3 separate regions of the Mus musculus genome follow, and regions 2 and 3 are each linked to region 1. Evidence: chromatin contacts called from ENCODE Hi-C data. All regions are on one chromosome and are shown on one strand. The core of a region is the stretch at or near the end of the contact, and the rest is flanking DNA. Distances in the headings are between cores, read along the strand shown.

Region 1 (3,665 bases), core at 490-2,989:
CATGCTTGAATTTTTTTTTTTTTTTTTTTTTTTTTTTGGTTTTTCGAGACAGGGTTTCTCTGTGTAGCCCTGGCTGTCCTGGAACTCACTCTGCAGAACTCAGAAATCCGCCTGCCTCTGTCTCCCAAGTGCTGGGATTAAAGGCATGTGCCACCACTACCTGGCACATGCTCAATTTTTACCTGAGCTGTCTCTCCAGCTACTGATTATGGTGATTTTTTTTTTTTTTTTGGACTGGTTGTTTTCTGTTACTGCATATTGAACCCAAGGTCTCCCAAATGCTGGGAAAGCACATGACCACTGAGGACTCAGGCCATCTAGAGGATCCTTGTGCCCGCATTTGCCCACCCTGTAGCCTTGCTTTCTTGGTAGCACAGTGATGAAGTTTACATTATTGCCCCCCTCACTTAGGTCACCAATTCTGTGATATAATGCATGCTAGGAGGTAGCATGTGAGAGGGAGAAAGGCCAGTGGGAAAGGCTCTGCTACCTAACTAAATGCTCAAATGCTCAGTTCAATAGAGTACAACTCTTTTTTTTTTTTTTTGGTTTTTCCAGACAGGGTTTTTCTGTAGCCCTGGCTCTCCTGGAACTCACTCTGTAGACCAGGCTAGCCTCAAACTCAGAAATCCACCTGCCTCTACCTCCCAAGTGATGGGATTAAAGGCGTGCACCACCACAGCCTGGCTATTTTTTTTGTTTTTCGAGACAGGGTTTCTCTGTGTAACCCTAGCTGTCCTGAATTAGCTCTCTACACTAGTCTAGCCCTTAATTCACAGAGATTCTCCTGCCTATGCCCCTGGAGTACTAGGATTAAAGGTGTGGACTACCACCACCCAGTTCAAATTTTCCTATTTTTAAAATTTAAATATTTACGTGTATGAATGTTTTGTTTTCATATGTCTGTGCACTACATGCATATGTGGTGCCTTTAGAGGGCAAAAGAGGGCAGAATTCTAACGAATCAGAGTTACACACAGACATGAACTGCCTTATGGGTTATGGGAAGTAAACCCAGATCCTCTTGAAGAGCAGGCAATAAAGAGCAACCAGTGCGCCAACCATTGAACCATCTCAGAAATCTTCAAGATGTGGTCTCTCTGTAACTCTGGCCGTCCTGGAGCTTGCTTTGTAGATCAGGCTGGCCTTGAACTCAGAGATCTACCTGCCTATCTTTCTGGAATGCTGAGATTAAAGGCGTGGCTCGCCACTGCCTGGTGACATTTCCCTACTTTAAAGCTTATGGTAACTGATTCCCTGCCTTAGCCAGTCAGCACACGTACAGCTTTGGGATTCCTTTTTCCATTATTCCAAAGTTTTCATGTTGACTTTTGCGTTTCCCTAGGAGCAACTGATTTTTTTAAAAAAACAAAAGTAAAATTGCTTCTTTAGATTGCGGCAGTTTCTTTGGTGCAATATTGAATTTCCTTTGTTAATAGGTCTATCAAAGATCAAATCTATAGCATTTTCAGAGGCTGCATAATTTGCACACTACACTTACTAGGGCAGGACTGCTTTTTAGATTCCGCACTCTGAGCTCCAGGCCGGCACTTCACTTAGCACTCACGCGCTCAATAAATGCTTGCGCAAAGTATGAATGAACTAAAGAACCGCCAGAGCCTCAGAGGGGGTCGGCCTGGGAGTTCCAAAGTTCGGGAGGGGACACGGGGGCGGGCAGTGGGTGTCACGTGATGGGGCGGAGCAAATCCCATGTGCTTCCCCGGCGCCAGCGCAGCTCCGCCCTCTGCGCCGGTCACGTGGGGCGCTGGCTGCGCCTGCGGAGAAGCGGTGGCCGCCGAGCGGGATCTGTGCGGGGAGCCGGAAATGGTTGTGGACTACGTCTGTGCGGCTGCGTGGGGCTCGGCCGCGCGGACTGAAGGAGACTGAAGGTAAAGCCGCCATGTCCGGGCCCGACCCGGCCCCCCACCCCTCCCCCCGCATCCGCCGCCATCCGGGCCGGGGCCCGCCACCCTGCGCCGACGCCCCGGCGCCCCGGCTCCGAGCCTGCGCCCAGGCCCTACTCGCCAGGCCGATCCCCGGCCCACGTGTGCCGGGCCGGGCCCGGGTGGGGGTGGGGAGCAGGGCCCGGGCGGGGAGGGCGCTGGGGTGGCGGCGAGACAGTCACCTCCGCCCGGCCTGGGCCGCGGCCCGGCGCAGGCTGTGCGGCGCAAACCCGCCACCCCCTCCCCCTGCGGGGCCCGGGCGGCCGCCGGGAAGTGACACGTTGTTCTTTGGCACTGGCCGCGTTGCGCAGAGCTGGGAGGCGGCGGCGGCGGGCAGGGAGGAGCCCCCAGCCCCGCCCGGCGGCCGACCCTCGCCTGCCCCGAGCCGGCTTTCGCGGCGGTCGCCGCCCGCCCTGCTGGTGCGGCCGGACTCGCGCCCTTCCTGGCTTGTGTTCCCGGGCGGCCTCAGGCCTCTCCGGCCCCGCGCGAGTGCCCCGCGGCAGGCTTCGAACCCGGTGTCCCCGGGTGGGGGGTGGGGATATCACGGCCGGAGCAGCCGGCTTCATTTGTGATCCGGGAGCCTGGTGCCAGCAAGACCTGGAATTTCCGGTCTGGTTGGTCTTGGGCCCCGTGGAGCCAGGTTGATACCCCTCACCTCCCAACCCCAGGCCTTCGGATGCCCAGAACCTGTAGGCCGCACTGTGGACTTATTCTTAACCGAGGGGGTGAGTGAGGGGGCTGTTTGAGCAGGCAAGGGTGGGGTCAGGGTGTTGCAGTGTGCTGGTGGGGTCCTCAGGCTGTATGTTTTCTGTTTCTGCATTCACTTGGCACCTCCCTTAATCCGTGTTGGCCCTAGCTCTTGATACAACCTTTCCCCCAGCCCGTTTGCCATAAGCTTGGGTCCTTTCCTCGTTCCGAGCTCTGCTCTTTCCAACAGGTGCTGGGGGGACCCTAATGTGGCACCAAATGAAATGAACAAAGCTCCCCAGCCCACAGGCCCCCCACCCGCCAGGTCCCCTGGACTCCCACAGGTAATCAAGGCTAAATGATCAGGACTCCGGCGGGGTGGAGGTCACGCAGCTCCCAGTTTTCCCACCCCCATCTGTGTCAGGGCAAAGTGCAGCTGCCTGCTGCCAAATTGAGATAGGGCCCCTGGCTGTCCCTGGGGCTGTCACAGGGAGGGAACATGTGGACTGCTGAGGCTGTTACTACAGGTCTGCTCCCCATACTTCACCAGCTTGGGTTTAAGCCCCACCCAGGCTTCCCCTCTTGCTGAACTCTGGTCTCTCCCCTTCAGCCAGCGTTTCCCCCGGGGCAGACTGCACCGGTGGTGTTTAGCACGCCTCAAGCGACACAAATGAACACGCCTTCTCAGCCCCGCCAGGTGAGGGACTGTGGCTTGAGTAGGCTTGGGTGGGAACTGGGAAAATGAGCTGCTGGTTTGGGGCTAGTATGGGAACTATGGACACTGTATACTTGCCCCTCCATTCCTTGACAGTTGCTCTGAGTTCTTACGTGCTGTTAGTTACTTAGGGTGGCTGACCCTCTGTGAAGTTCGTAGAGTGTGAGAGTGGTGTTACTGGGGTCTTTGAGCCTTTGGAAATTGGAGGCTGTCCTGTGGGCCCTGCTGCCAGCTCTTTACTACTATACTAGGAGGTTGGCATTACCCTGTTCCTCTTCTCCCGTTCTCTTTGAACTGTAATGAGATAAACATTCCAGCTG
Region 2 (3,665 bases), core at 508-3,007, 2.4 Mb before region 1:
CTAGAAATTGAAGAGGTAAACATAAGTGGTCCAACTATGGTTGCTGGGTACTGCAAAATGTGAAAGAAATAGCCTGCAGAGACCTGCTTCCTGTCCACTCTTTTTTCTCTCTGTCTCAGTCAGCCTATCTAAAGATACTTCCAGGACCCCTTAACAGACTTACATCTTAAAAAGTTCCTCTTCATCTTCCTCCAGCGTTTTAATTTCTTGCTCGGGAAGAGAAACTATTGGCTCGAACTGGGGGTCGTGGTTGGACTCATCTGCATTCTCTGTGGAAGTATCATGGTCCTCGTGACTGTCCTGTGTAGAGAAGGTAGAGTGATGTTGCTGGCTGGTGGACTCGGTCCACAATGGGCATCATCAATCACAAATGGCATCTGGAAAATGCCTCCCCAAATTGGAAATTAAGCCTTTGGTTTTATCTTTCACATCATCTGATTGTATTTACAACCAGCATCACAAAAAAAAAAAAAAAAATCACAGGATATCATGAAACAAGACTGTGTATTTTGACACTCCTACACACTCAAACATCAATGGGTTACACACACCCAAGTCCTTGGCAAAGTAGCTTGGGAGAAACTTCCTCTTCTGTTAAAAAAAAAAATACCCACCATGAAAAAGAACATGATATACTCAAAAGGAAGAGCAGCCGTAACAGTTTTTACTGAGGGTTATCCAAGCACTTGTTAGTTTACAATCCCTCCAGCAATAATACCCAAGCTTGAAATTTTAAGCCGAAAGAAGCTAGGAAAAGTATGACAAATAAGCTCTAAGATTCTGACTCAACTTGGAGAATTACAAGGACATGCATGTTTAAATCTGACAAGATCACGTGCTTTGATAATATAGAGAAATCCCAGACTCACTACCTAACTCAACAGGATAAAGAAACAGAAACCTTTCGTTCGGTTTCTCAGCACTGCGGCTAAGCTGCGGCCGACACACGAGCCACCAACAAAGCCGCCCCCGCCCAGAGTCCGCGCGTCTAATATCTGTACCCTGCGCTGGGACGCGAGCTTTCCCCACCGAAGGCGCAATGTCCTAATGAATGAAGGGGTCTGCGTGCAACTGGAAGGAGGATTGCCGCCCCTAATGGGAAGATCACAAGTGGGCCACGACGGAGGAGATCGGCCACCTCCAGGTCCCCAGGTGAAGCCGGGAGCCCAGTTTGGGCATGGCTGTTCATCCGCAGACCACAAGGTCACGCGCCGCCCTGTAGACCCCGAGATCGGAGTCTTGGCCAGCAGCTCCCACTCGCGGACCCCCAAAGACCTCGAGCACCCCAGGCCCAGGCGCCTCGACAGGCCCCGAACCCGCAAGCCAGCGAGGGTTGGAGGCCGAGGCGCGGGCCGCCCACGTGGCCGCCCATAGCGGCCCTTGCCTCTCCGGCTGCCCTGCCCCACCCGGGCCTCGCTGTACCTTGGCGGCCGCCATGGGGGCGCGGCGACGGTGGCTCGACTAGCTCAGGCGTCGCTGGCTCGGCGGCCTCTGGGCGGCTAGTCGCAGCTCCTTTCCTCCGCGTCTGGCGCCGGCGCTCCCGCCCGTCCGCTCTTCCCTCCGCCCCCCGACCCGAACCCTGACCCCTGACCCCAGCGGCGGGAAACGCGCAGTGATTCAAAACCAGTGTAGCTTTATTGGCTCCGACAGCGGACATTCATTGTCCGGCCCGCCCCGCGCTTCCCGCCAAAACGCCCGCGGCGCATGCCCGGCCGCGCCTCAGCCCGGGGAGCGCGCTCTCCCGGCGACCCACGCGCGCACTTCCGCCTGCAGGCTGAGTGCCTCCGACGCTGGCGTGAGCGGCTGCTGGAAGGATCAGTCGGGACTCGGCGCGCGGCGGTGACGTCATCGGAACCAAGCCCTTAGAGAGAGGAGACGCAGCTAGTGTGCGCTGGCCAGCCGAAGGCAGGCGCAGCGTGTGGCCCTTGGGGACAGTGCATCCGCAAACCTCAGTCCCAGCTCTGAGCACCCGAGTTTTGAGTCCCTGTGTGGAGCTGCGGTCTACCTTCACGGCGGCGTACCTCGTATCTGCGCCCTTGTTGGGTGGGAGGCCGAGCCGGTGGTCCTCGTGAGCACCCTGGTCCGGGCAACAGACGAGCCAGGAGATGAGTGAGCCGGCCGCGGAAGTAAAGCAAAGGGAGACGTGCAGGAGATGTGGACGGGGTGGGCGGAGGTGGGTTGGGGCAGCAGTCATTACTGTCGGATCAAAGATAGGATGGGGGAGAATTGGGTCTCGAGAGTAAAAGAACGGGTTTCTCCAGGGCTTCGTGGAGTGTGCACTAATGGAGATCTGTCAGCGGTTTGGGGGAGCGAGTCATACCAATTAGAGCCTTCAGCCAGGCCCGTCTGTTCCCACGTAGGTTCCGGAGCCCATGGAGGACTGCGGCCAGGATGCCAGTGCTGTACCCAGCTCTGCGGCCCCACTATGTCAAAAAGAGGAAGCAGGGCCTGGGCCAGCTGCAGGGCCTGGAACGCAGCCTGGGCTCTACAGCTACATAAGGGATGACTTGTTCACATCAGAAATCTTTAAACTGGAGCTCCAAAATGTACCTCGCCACGCCAGCTTCAGTGACGTCCGGCGTTTTCTAGGCCGTTTTGGTCTACAGTCCCACAAAATCAAACTCTTTGGACAGCCACCATGTGCCTTTGTAACATTCCGAAGCGCTGCTGAACGAGACAAGGCCTTGCGAGTGCTGCACGGTGCTCTCTGGAAAGGCTGTCCGCTCAGCGTACGCCTGGCCCGACCCAAGGCTGACCCCATGGCTAGGAAGAGGCGGCAAGAAGGTGATAGTGAGCCATCAGTAACACAAATTGCCGATGTGGTGACCCCTCTGTGGACAGTGCCCTACACTGAGCAGCTGGAGCAGAAGCGACTGGAATGTGAGCGGGTGCTACAGAAACTGGCCAAGTGAGTGTGGTGCTGACATCCCAAGCAGAGCTGGGTTTTGCTCTTGGCCTGGTCCATTAGCCATGTAAGCAATTCAAGATACACACAGAGTTTATGTCAATGGTTCTGTACCATTGGTGGGAACCAGTGGGTCACCAGACTTTCAGAGGGGTTGCCTAAGACCATCAGAAAACACATTTACATCATGATTCACAACATTAGCAGATTACAACTACAAAATTAAAAAATGTTATGGTCGGGGATCACAACATGATTACAGGATCACAGGCACCATTAGGAAGGTTGAGAACCACCAGTCTGAAGTGGTCAACGAAAGAACTCATAAGGCCCACAACAGAGGGATAGTGAGGTCGCAAATGAATTGCCCAGTATGGATGGGGAACAGTGTTAAATCCAACCATGATGTATTTCATCCTGCAGAGAAATTGGGAACACTAATCGTGCCCTGCTACCCTGGCTGCTTTTACAGAGACAACAGCACAATAAAGCTTGTTGCCCCCTGGAGGGGGTCAAGCCATCACCCCAGCAGGTCAGAGAAATCCCATTCTGTGTGTATGGGGATGGGGGGGCTTGGGAGGCTGGCCCTTGTTCATGTCAATTTTATTATGCATATGCTCTTTGATATTTTTCTTGCTTTTCATTTCTTCCCAATGTTTGATAAGCCAGCAGTAAAATCTTGTTCTGTTACCCCTTGGGCAAATCTGGGTCTTTTGTTCACTATGGTATTTCTTCTTCCAGTGCTGGGTAATCAAGGTTG
Region 3 (3,665 bases), core at 574-3,073, 2.4 Mb before region 1:
AGTAGCAGGATACTGCACAGAAGGGATCAAAACAGTGGTATCACTGATCCATGGGTAACAATGGCAGCTAAACCTCACACAGGTCCTGCTCTAAGGATTTTATGCAATTCACTCAGTACTCTGACAGAAAGGTTAAACAATTTGCTCAAGGTTACAAAGCTAGGAAGTGGTACAGCTGCTTTGCCACTCAAACAAGCAGGCCTAAGTCTGCACTACCTCAGTTTTATAACACCTTACAATTTAATGAATCACTCTGTGTCCAGAAAACCTAAGAGAGTAAGAGTAGGGATCAAATTAGAAGAGTTTAAAAGCTCACCAGATAGCTTGGACAGGGACTTTAGGTTACAGTTTCTGGGAAATGGTCTGGTGTTGTAAACAGGTGGCAAGGCTTCTTAGGAGATACATGCAGGCCTATGAGAGGCACCAAGGTGACTTTAGACAGGCATAAGGATTGTTCTGGCACGGACTGTGGTTATCTCTTGGAGTGAATCAACCTATTTGGTGTTAAAGTGGAATAGACAACTAGAAGCAGGAGATTGGAGATCAGAAGGGAGGACAGACAGTACTGGAGATGGGAGTCATGGAAGATGTCAAAGGAAACTGATGTGAAAAGTACATAGGATCACATGGGAGGGGAATGATGACAAGAGAAGGCCAAACTGGGCAAACCAGTCAAAATCATGTTTCTCACAAGGTAAAATTCAGACAGCCACTGTGAACTGCCTGCTCCACATGTTTGGCAACACAGCTCAAAGGGTAGCCCTCCTGCCTGTAAACCTCACTATTCTTCAGCTGACTGGACCTATGGATGCAGATTTTGATTTGCCAATTAGACTGTGAGCAAGTCAGACCCACTGCTGGCTCCCCTGGACCCTGGCACAGGGCTTACCCAAAACATGTGAACAACTCCTACTTGCTGAACGGATGGCCAGTGCTACAGCTGCAGCCTCCCGCTCAACCCAAAGGCAGTATGACCTCATCAATTCCTTTGTCACCCCGCAAATCCTATTCTAAACTGAAAGGCCACACTAGCTGGGCCAGCCTTTCACTATCTTCGGTTAGTGATGGATTACAGTGGGAACTGAGCCACTTCCAAGGCTGGGAGTCTAGTTTGAGCCAGCAGAGAGTGGGCACCCTAATAGTGATTGGCATACAAGAGTCAACAACCCAACACAGGACATCTCTGCATCTGGCAATAAGGTACATGCAAGCATGCAAGATGGCAAATCAAATTCCTACCATCAGCAACCCAAATCCACTGGATGATACTACTTGACATGTATCGCTGTCAACAGGTTGCCACTTGCCATTTATTTCTACAACGTTCATTGTTACTGTAAAACCACATTCTGATAAGCTACATGACACTTCATCCACGGGTAATTTGGTGGAGACTTGGGCGGTTTCTTGGCTTTTTCCAAACAAAACAGGCGGAGTTCGGGGCGTTGAGGTGTCCCTGCCCACACCTCTCCCGCCAGAAGGCGAGGCAATGGCTTCGGGCCCACCGCCCAGGGGGCTTCGTTACCAGGCAGACAGCACCCTACGTTCATGATGCCTGGGCTCCGGGCCCGGCCCCCACTGCACAAAGGCCGCGACTCCGCGTGGCCCAGCCCGCCTAGCGCGCCGCGCCCCGCCCCGAGCCCCGGCCTGTGGCCTCGCCCGGGAGGGGTGGGGGTGGAAGGAGGGAAGGAAAGGGCGCAGCCTCTCCAGGCCGCAGCGCCCGCCGCCCGCGGGGCGCCCATCGCGCCCCGCACCTACCTGTGGCGCCCGCGACCTGCCCGAGCCGCCCGCAGCCCGACCACAGCCGGTCGACCCTCACCGACCCCGGCGCCGCCACAACCCGCGAAGGCCCTTGCAAAGCGCTCGGCTCTTGAGACCCGCTGCCGCGCGGGCGAGCGGAAGGCGGGCCTTGGCGGAGGGCTACCAATCACGGCGCACGGCCTCCGCGCATTGGGGGAGCCGGGAGCGGGCTGAGGCGGCCGCCAATCGGCAGCGCGAGGCGCGCGCGGCCCAATTGCGAGGCGCTATGGAGACCGGGATGGGCGGGACCAGCCGCAAGCCTGGCACTTCTAACGGCTGTCGCTCCGGGTGGGGCTGAGTTGCGGCCGCGGGGCGCGCCGGGAGAGAGGCGCGTAGAGGCTGCCGGGAGCCGGGGAGCGCGGGAGTGCGAGGGACGCTGGGAGCTCATCTATGAGCTGGCCTCTGTTGAGCTCAATAGTCACTTTTGAGTTTGCGAATGACAATGGACCTCCGGCTCTGGGTCGTCCCAAGGACAATGTTGGAGGTACACCCATCCTAGAAAGTCAACGGATAAGATGCGCGATGCGGAGGATAGGAAAGGAGTTTTACTCGCAATATCATCACACCAGGAAGGACAAAGATCTGATGACTAAAAATGTTCGCTGTGCTTACAGCATCCTCCGTGTCAAAAAAGGAAGGAGAAGCAGAGCCGATTGGGGGTCCTTTTAGTTTGGGGTGGACCTTAGGTAGGCCTTGCAGACTTGTGTCAGTGCCAAAGACCATAAAGAAACTTAAGCAGTTCCAGACTCATCTGACACCCGTGGTAGCAGTATGAGACTTAGGAAAATTCTTTAGGACAGAAGTGACTCAGAAACAAAATGAAGTTAGCCAGGTCTGTTCCTGAGCCCTTCAAATCCCGAACCCACAAACCATTACTTCATTGCTATAAGCCCGGGACTAAGGTGGGGATAAGTTATATTTATACTATCCAGAACCTCAAATAGTTTAGCTTTCCTTTAGGTTCTGATTCAAGTCAATAAGTGTAATAAAAATTTTATAGAAAACTGTCTGCCGTTAGGCAAACACTTCAGTAATTGCTGCTGGACATGAAAAGTGGATGCTAAAAACACGACTAAAGGGTAACATGTTGAAGAACTCACGGTCTCAGCACACTTGTGTTAATGCTAAAAGCACTGAGTTATATCCCTAAGGTTGGGGAGATTGTATCTATTTTTTTTTTTAAGATATATTTTATTTATATTAGTACACCATTGCTCTCTTCAGACACAACTGAAGAGGGCATCAGATCCCATTACAGATAGTTGTGAGCCACCATGTGGTTGCTGGGAATTGAACTCAGAACCTCTGGAAGAGTAGTAGGTGCTCTTAACCACTGAGCCATCTCTCCAGCCCCAATTGTATCTATTTTAACAAAATAGAAAAGTTTCTCCCCAAAATTCTTAGAAATTGCAAATGGCCGGTCAGTGGTGGCCCACACCTTTAATCCCAGCACTTGGGAGGCAGAAGCAGGCGGATTTCTGAGTTTGAAGCCAGCTTGGTCCTACAGAGTGAGTTCCAGGACAGCCAGGGCTACCAGAGAAACCCTGTCTTTAAAAAAAAAAAAAAAAGAAAGAAAGAAAGAAAAGAAAAAAGAAAGGCCTGGCCTGGAGAAATGGCTCAACACTGACTGCTCTTCCAGAGGTCCTGAGTTCAATTCCCAGTAACCACATGGTGGCTCACAACCATCTGTAGTGGGATCTGATGCCCTCTTCTGGTGTGTCTGAAAACAGCTACAGTGTACTCATAAATAAAATAAATAAATCTTTAAAAAAGAAAAGGCCACCAGCTGTAGGAGGCACAGAGGTCTATGTGCTTACAGATAAGCATTAAGGGATCCTGGAATATGGTGGTGTTCCTTCAAGGGA

Evidence for each region. A loop is a pair of places that touch in the nucleus more often than their neighbours do.
Region 2: a loop to region 1 is called in a map of T-helper 17 cell, with 4 times the contacts of the local background. The contact joins the promoter of Trmt2a here to the promoter of Eif4g1 in region 1. A Hi-C loop is called at or near these places in 3 of 37 maps with a recorded cell type or tissue (T-helper 1 cell and T-helper 17 cell).
Region 3: a loop to region 1 is called in a map of T-helper 17 cell, with 5 times the contacts of the local background. The contact joins the promoter of Dgcr8 here to the promoter of Eif4g1 in region 1. A Hi-C loop is called at or near these places in 3 of 37 maps with a recorded cell type or tissue (T-helper 17 cell and regulatory T cell).

What each region holds. Positions count from the first base shown.
Region 1 is chr16:20,670,988-20,674,652 of GRCm38, forward strand. Eif4g1 (eukaryotic translation initiation factor 4, gamma 1) reads left to right here and starts at 1,740. Exons shown (of 33, transcript NM_145941.3): 1 at 1,740-1,889; 2 at 2,881-2,974; 3 at 3,241-3,327. The coding sequence starts at 2,915.
Region 2 is chr16:18,247,126-18,250,790 of GRCm38, forward strand. Trmt2a (TRM2 tRNA methyltransferase 2A) reads left to right here and starts at 1,758. Exons shown (of 12, transcript NM_001080999.2): 1 at 1,758-2,126; 2 at 2,361-2,908; 3 at 3,329-3,437. The coding sequence starts at 2,106. It overlaps Ranbp1 (RAN binding protein 1), which reads right to left and starts at 1,569. Exons shown (of 6, transcript NM_011239.2): 1 at 1,423-1,569; 2 at 164-300. The coding sequence starts at 1,437.
Region 3 is chr16:18,287,345-18,291,009 of GRCm38, forward strand. Dgcr8 (DGCR8, microprocessor complex subunit) reads right to left here and starts at 1,824. Exons shown (of 14, transcript NM_033324.2): 1 at 1,759-1,824.